2 separate regions of the Homo sapiens genome follow, and region 1 is linked to region 2. A link is a contact called in ENCODE Hi-C or POLR2A ChIA-PET data. All regions are on one chromosome and are shown on one strand. Each heading gives the region's core, a stretch centred on a gene start or an enhancer-like site at or near the end of the contact. The rest is flanking DNA. Distances are from core to core; before and after follow the strand shown.

Region 1 (3,210 bases), core at 401-2,900, 360 kb after region 2:
AACCTCTCTCTAAAGTTCTAAGTGTTATATATAATAATCTGTTAATCTTTTTTTTGAGATGGAGTCTCACTCTGTCACCCAGGCTGGAGTGCAGTGGCACCATCCCGGCTCACTGCAACCTCTGCCTCCCAGGTTCAAACAATTCTCCCACCTCAGCCTCCTGAGTAGCTGGCATTACAGACACGCACCACCACGCCCTGCTAAGTTTTGTATTTTTAGTAGAAACGAGGTTTCACCATGTTGGCCAGGCTGGCCTCAGACTCTTGAACTCAGGTGATCCGCCCGCCTTGGCGTCCCAAAGTGCTGGAATTACAGGCGTGAGCCACTGCACCTGACCAAAAGATGTTTTAACTATGGAAATTTATAAACATGTGCAAAAGTAGGAAAAGCTTATAATGAATCCTCACATACCTGTCATCCACCTTTGGTAATTACTAACATTTGCCAATCTTGTTTAATCCAACCCCTTAGCACCATTTTTTTTTCCCTTAACGTAAATCCCAGAGATCATGTCATGGTTGTTTTATCATATATTTTGCCAACCAAAATTTAAACAGATACTTGAAAAAGCCAAAATTTACCGTATCTTGTTGTTGTTCAGCCTCAGAAAATGTAGTGCTTTCATTTCTTGTATCCCAGGTGGTATAGATTTTAAGTCATTGTGATCCAGAAATAATTCTCTCAGAGAATGATATGCCCCATAGAAGGAGACACGGTCCATGCCATCATCAGCAAGTTTGTTAAATGACAGGTACAAGTATTCCAGGCCTGGTTCCATGTGGCCAAACACATAGCCAGGGATCCGTTCAATCTGGTTCCCAAGGAGTACTAGGTGCAGCAAGGACTTGGGTAGATAGGACGGGACGTGATAGAGCTTGTTGTAGGAGAGATCAATGGATTCTAGATTTCTGCAGCAAAGAAAAAAGTAAACAGGGTAGGGACATCAGGATGGTGATCATCAGCTCTAAATTTTGATAAGGCCAGTCTCGATGCTGGTCCATTTTCCTATAAGCACCCAGTTTGTAGTGATGATTCCAAATAGGAACTTTTCCAGGTATAGCCAGCCCTAGTCTCTTGCACCAAGCTGCATGTCCTTACCAGGGTGCCATACTGCCTCCCAGCTATGTGAGTCCATGCGAGAGGAGCATCAAAGACTAGGAGGGAAAAACTCATATCCCTAGAGGCAATACTGAGGCCCAAAGACTAAAATATCTGTACGGTTGATGCGTTGAATCCAAAATGAAATCCCGTGAATCCCAGCATGCATCTAAATGCCTATCTGTAAAGTTGTCTCTGGTTCCAGCAAGGAAGTTTGGTTTGTTTTGGCTTGTTTTGGTTCCCCTTCCCCTACATTTTCATTCCACATTTGATTTGATGACCTGGCACACCTGGGACTTGAGGCGAGCCTGAGGGAATCTAGAAAATGCTGTTAATCATCTAGAAGATCTGGGGAACGTGGTGAACTCACTGGCTTGTTTCAGGAACCCCACCTGAGTCTCCTAAGGCTTCTGCCCCACGCCCTCTTTTCACCTGATGAAGACTTCTCTGCCTACAGTGGGCTCAGTGCCACATGCTGCTGAGCCCAATTGGCCTCTCCATCCTGCTTCTGAATGACACGTGTCCCAGGCTGTGCTACTTAGGCACATAGTTCCAGGACACGCAATCCCAGATCCCAGTTGTCTGCTGGATTTGCTGCAGGGCTTGCTTCTGACTCCCTCCCCCTTCACTGAAAGCTATAGCCAGAGGCTGCTGATTCTTGTCCAGGAAGACAGAGTCTACTTTTGGCCTGCACTGTTAGGCCAAGCATTCTTCAGTCTATTTTGTAAGAGTTGAGGTGAAGAAATAGTTTGGAGAAAAGAAGGCTGTGTAGTGTAGGAGAACAGGCCTGGGCTCTGGAGCCTGGTGCTTCCACCTAATGATGATGAGGAGAAGGAGTATGGCAGATTTCTTTCTCACTGTGTGCAGGGGAATAATCCTTCATTCAAACCTCCTGACAACCTGTGAGGTAGACAGAGCTAGAGTGGCATTTGACCACTAGTGGGCAGACCTCGAAGTCAGACAGCTGGGGCTCAGTTCTTGCTAGCTCAGCACTTGGCATATGATAGGGTGTCCAGTATGCAGTATGGTGACAACAACAGTAGTTACTGCAATAATCCTAACACCAGTCATGCAGCGCACAGGTTGGAAACTGCATGAAGTAGCCCACTTTGGGGATAGGGTAAGGGTTCACTAAGAAACGATTCTGTCTCCGAGCCCTTCAGTATCGTCACCTCCCTCACTTATCCCATTCCCAGTTTCCATACTCTGTTTAATAATAGCGAGAGGAAGAAATAGTTCAATAAAATTTAAATTGTAGCATGTACTTACTCTTGATTTATCCAGGCTAAAGGAGCAATCCTATTTTCTTCAATTTTGTTATAACGTAGTACAATGACATTGATCTTTCTGGTATGATTGAAACAAATTTCAGTTATTTCTTCAATTTGGTTATTTTCTAGGTATAATTCCTATAATTAAGAGAGAAGACTATTATTTTTCTTTTGTGTTAGTTGATACGTTCAATTTCATGGAGACTAAAATAGTGACATAGACTATTATCATTAGTATTATCTAAAGAGTCTTACTGCTCTTTCAAGTAAGCTCATATTTTTAAGTTGTCTTTTTTTTTTTTTTTTTTTTTGAGACAGGGTCTCACTTTGTTACGCAGGATGGAGTGCAGTGGCACAAACATGGCTCACTGCAGCCTTGACCTCCCAGGCTCAAGTGATCCTACCACCTCAGTCCCACAAGTGACTGAGACTACAGGTATGCGCCATGAAGCCTGGCTAATTTTTGTATTTTTTGTAGAGACAGGGTCTCACCATGTTGCTCAGGCTGGTCTCGAACTCCTAAGCTCAAGTGATCTACCCGCCTCGGCCTCCCAAAGTGCTGGAATTACAGGAAAGTTGTCAAATTTTATAACTAATTAGTAAAATAAAACACACTGCCATGGTTATGGAATCAAATGAATTTTATTTAAAATGTATTAGCTATAATATGTTGCAAGAAATGGCATACCAAAATAATTATACAAGGCTCTCTATTTTATAAAACTTATTCACATAAATTATCTCATTTGGGCTTAAAAACTCTGAAAAGTAGACAGATATTTTAATCTCTACTTACCAGTGGAGTTAAGTTGGGCCTGGAGAGACAGGGAAGCCCACCCGT
Region 2 (3,557 bases), core at 991-3,490:
AGGGTGGGGAGGCAGCTGTCTGTCCCACACACTGTAGGACTGCACTGCATACCATGTGCATGATTGCTGGTGGCCACATGAGCTCCTGCCTGCTTCCCTGGTCAGGCTGGGAGTTTCCAGGTGCAGTGCCTGATGCTGGACACTAACTGCCCCTGGTGGAAGGCCCTGGGAGGACACAGAGAAAGCCTGGAAAGATCAGAGCAAGAGTCCCTGAAATGGAGTCGGGTCTCCCCAAGGGGAAGCGGGGAGAGCTCTTTGGCCAACCTGAGTTCCTACTAAGGTGCAACGGGTCAGAAGTCAGGAGGGTCCTTCTCAGGCCTGGTTGAAGAAGGGTACAGAGGTCGTGCTGGCTGCTCAGCCGGGAGCTTTCCCAGAACGAGACTAAAGCACTGGTGCCCTCCCAGGAGGACTAAATGCCGGTGTCCTCCATATGCCATGTTTATCAGGAGCTGAGGGTGGGCCCCCTAATGACCCTCACAAAAGCAGGCTGGAGGCTCTGCTCTGAGCTGCCCAAGTCTGTCTCAAGCAGCTGCTGCTGAGGTTGCAACAGGGCTCAACCATGGCTTTTCCACTCTGGGAAAATCTCACATTGGAGCAGCAGGAGCTGCAAATGAGATGGAGCCAAGGCTATGGTTGAGTGAAGGAAGTGCAGGCTGGCCTGTGGTAGCTTTCTGCCATAGGGCAAAGGTGGCTCTATCTGTGAGTCTTTCTGGTCATGTAGGCCCATCCTCTAGCCTTCTTAGGAGGCTCATCTTCTACTTTCAGCGCCATGGCACCAACGGGAGGCCTAGGGTCAGGGTCTGCTCATTTCTTGGTCCGGCTATGCAGCCCCTCTAGCCCTGGGAGGTTATCGGAGAGTGGAGAGGTGTTGATGAGAGGATTCTGGCATGTGGAAGGACAGGGTGGAAGAAATCCTGGATGCCTCTGAGGTCCCAGGTTTCTGGTATACCCTCTGGCTGGACCATGGGGAGACAGGGCAAAAAAGGAAGGAGGGGTGCCCACAGCCTGCTCTAGCTCTGCACTGGGGCTTGGCTCAGCATGGGAGAGACCAGAGACAGCAAGAGGCTGCGTGAAGGAAGCACAGCCAGCTCACTATGGTCTAAGGAGAGAACAGGGATTGGCCTCAGTTTTAACCACCGTGCCCTTTGCTCACCAGGGCTCTGGGGCCGGCCAGGTCAGCCAGTTGGTGGGATTCCAGCCTCAGGGTGGCCGAGCTGCAGGTGCAGCACCCGGCCTCCAGGTGGCGCCAATCTGCTTACTTTGAGGTGGCCTCTTGACAAGCAGCTGAGCTGCACGCAGTCCCTCAGCCTGCCGAGGTCCTGGGAGCAGGGATCAAGGTGGTCCCCGTAAACCTGACAGTAAACCTGACAGAGGCTGCAGGAGTGCATTTCCACCCAGGGTGCACTCAGCGAGTGGAACTCCACACCCGTTTCTTTGGAGTCAAGGCGCGACCTCTCAGGGAGGAGACTGCTCCTGGTTGCCCACTGCCGGGTCATCCCAGCTTGCAGTGGAACCCTCCGCAGCCTGGCCTCTTCCAGGGTAGCCCCTCACTCCCCTCTCTCTTGTCCTAGGATAAGGCCGAGGAGGGCTGACGAGTTCCAGCTCTGGGGATGCCCTATCAGCTGTGTCACCTTGAACAAATCATTTCTCCTCTTGGGTCTCTGTTTCCTCCAGTGTGAAACGTGGTGAAGGCATGAGGGGCTATGAGAGCCCCAAGGCCTCTTTCAGAGATCTCCTCTGGGTCCCATGTGACCCCGTGGCTATCCCCAAAGGCAAGAGGGTCCCCAGCCCTGCAGCCAAGGCCCTGGGACACCCTTTCTAAACAAGTGCAGGTCTCTGACGGGCTGAGCTTTGCTCGCTTGGGTTTCTTTGCTTTTTTCCTTTTTTTATCTTTCCTGAATGAAATTCCTGCCAGCTCCGAAGGAAGGAGGGAAGGGAGCTAGCCGCAGCGTAGAAAGTTTCCTTGACTCCTCCTCCGGCTGGGTCTCCCTCCCTTGCCAAGCCCAGCCTGTGAAACTGAATAACGAAGATCACTCAACAATGCCTGCTCCTCTCTGACTGCACCGCCCCGCCGCCGACGCCCAGTAGAGCCCCCGGGGCGGTCCCCACCGACGGCGCAGCCCGCCGGGACCGGGAGAAAGCAGCTGCGGACACCGCGCCCGTGCGTCTGCGCGCCTGGCCGCCAGGTGACCCAGCAGCCCGGCCGCCGAGATGCCCAACCCGCCCAGGCTCCGGGCGCTGTGACTTCGCGCCGCTGTGTGCGCCTCCCCGAGCGCCGGCTGCGCCCCCCAGCCCGGCCCGGGGCCTACCGCCTGCCCGGCCCCCTGCCACTGCCAGGAGGACGGCATCATGCTGTCTGCCGACTGCTCTTGAGCTTGGGCTGTCCGCCATACCGGGGGACCTGGATCCCCTGACGGCTTACCTGTGAGTACTGCCCGCCTGTCTCCACCTGGTACTGCGGGCTGCTGGCTTGCACCCAGTCCTGGCCTCAGCAGGACACCTGCTTGCTTGGTGCCCTGGGGCGTGGGCATCCCGGAGAGGGTTCACCCCCTTCCAAGTTGACCGTTGCGGGACTGGGGAGGGGAGAAGAGTCTGAGACTAAATATCAGGCGAGCAGGGAGACCAGGCTTCCCTGACTTGGCTTCCCCATTGGCCTCCGTGCTTGTGGGCTGACTGCGGGAGCCCAGGTTTGGCAAGGTGGGTTCTGGACCCTAAGCGGGAGGGCGCGGGGCTGGCTCCCCCATCTCCTGTTGCTGCATTCTCTTCCAGCAGAGCAGTGCCCAGGATGGTGGCTGAGGGTAAAGCTGACAGAACTGGAGGTGGAGGTGAGGGGAGCGTGCCCCAGTGGGGTGGAAATAATGTCTGTTCTTCTGCCATGGTGAGGACAACAGGGCTGTCACACTGAGGCTGGGTGGCCTTCTTTGGGGGGGGGGTCCCAGAAGCTGGGAGGGGGGCCTTATCCACTCTTGTCTCCTCAGAAAGGGACTCTGCCAGCACCATCTCCCTTTACTGGGGCCTCCCGGCTCCCCCAGGGGCCTCCCTAAAGTCATGTCCCAAGAGGCTGTGTTGGAGACACTAATTTGTGGGCAGGCGCGGAGGCTGAAAAGCGGAGAACCATTTTTAGCGTCTGAGTTGGGGTGAGATGGCCCGTGAAGGGGACCCTATTGGGGGCAGCTGTCCTGTCCGTCTGGCTCACAGGAGCTTCCCCTCAGAGCTGGAGGGCTGGGGGCTCTCGCTGCTTACCACATGGGCAGGAGGAGGGTGAGAGAGCACATTCCAGGCCACCTACCCGCACCCCCAGCCCCGCTCTGGGGAAAGGAGACCTCCTCCAGCCCAGCTCTGCAGGCTCCATCAACTTCCTCAGAGGAGCTGGGAGCAGGTGGGAAAGCCTGGGGCCTTCTGCTGAGGGCTAGGATCCCAGAGCTCCTTCTGGCCTGAGAGAGACCCCTCATGGCTTCTAGCATGTGGGAGTTCTAGCACGTGGGAGCTTAGAGGAAGAGGACGCTGGGCGAATCTTTATAGGGGCCTAGCAAGAATTTGTGGAACTAAAAGGATGC

Evidence for each region. A loop is a pair of places that touch in the nucleus more often than their neighbours do. ChIA-PET counts read pairs that join two places held with the same protein, here RNA polymerase II (POLR2A). Pooled maps may share reads with other maps.
Region 1: a map of mammary epithelial cell shows a loop between it and region 2 (3-fold over the local background). The contact joins the enhancer-like site here to the promoter of LINC00475 in region 2. A Hi-C loop is called at or near these places in 1 of 168 maps with a recorded cell type or tissue (mammary epithelial cell), 1 of 37 single-sample maps with no recorded cell type and 2 of 50 pooled maps. POLR2A ChIA-PET finds 5 or more read pairs at or near these places in 2 of 52 experiments (GM12878 and OCI-LY7).

What each region holds. Positions count from the first base shown.
Region 1 is chr9:92,500,146-92,503,355 of GRCh38, forward strand. All of the region lies in intron 5 of CENPP (centromere protein P), which reads left to right. It overlaps ECM2 (extracellular matrix protein 2), which reads right to left. Exons shown (of 10, transcript NM_001393.4): 8 at 2,368-2,507; 9 at 582-908. Among named protein-coding and RNA genes, the nearest start is that of ASPN, 19 kb to the left of the region's middle. Within about 2 kb of position 1,651, at least 8 of the 41 ENCODE cell types and tissues checked have a DNase peak (open chromatin) inside an H3K27ac peak, as active enhancers do.
Region 2 is chr9:92,139,227-92,142,783 of GRCh38, forward strand. LINC00475 (long intergenic non-protein coding RNA 475) reads left to right here and starts at 2,241. Exons shown (of 4, transcript NR_027341.1): 1 at 2,241-2,424. RefSeq lists enhancers at 788-1,367, 1,947-2,526, 2,527-3,105 and a silencer at 2,091-2,270.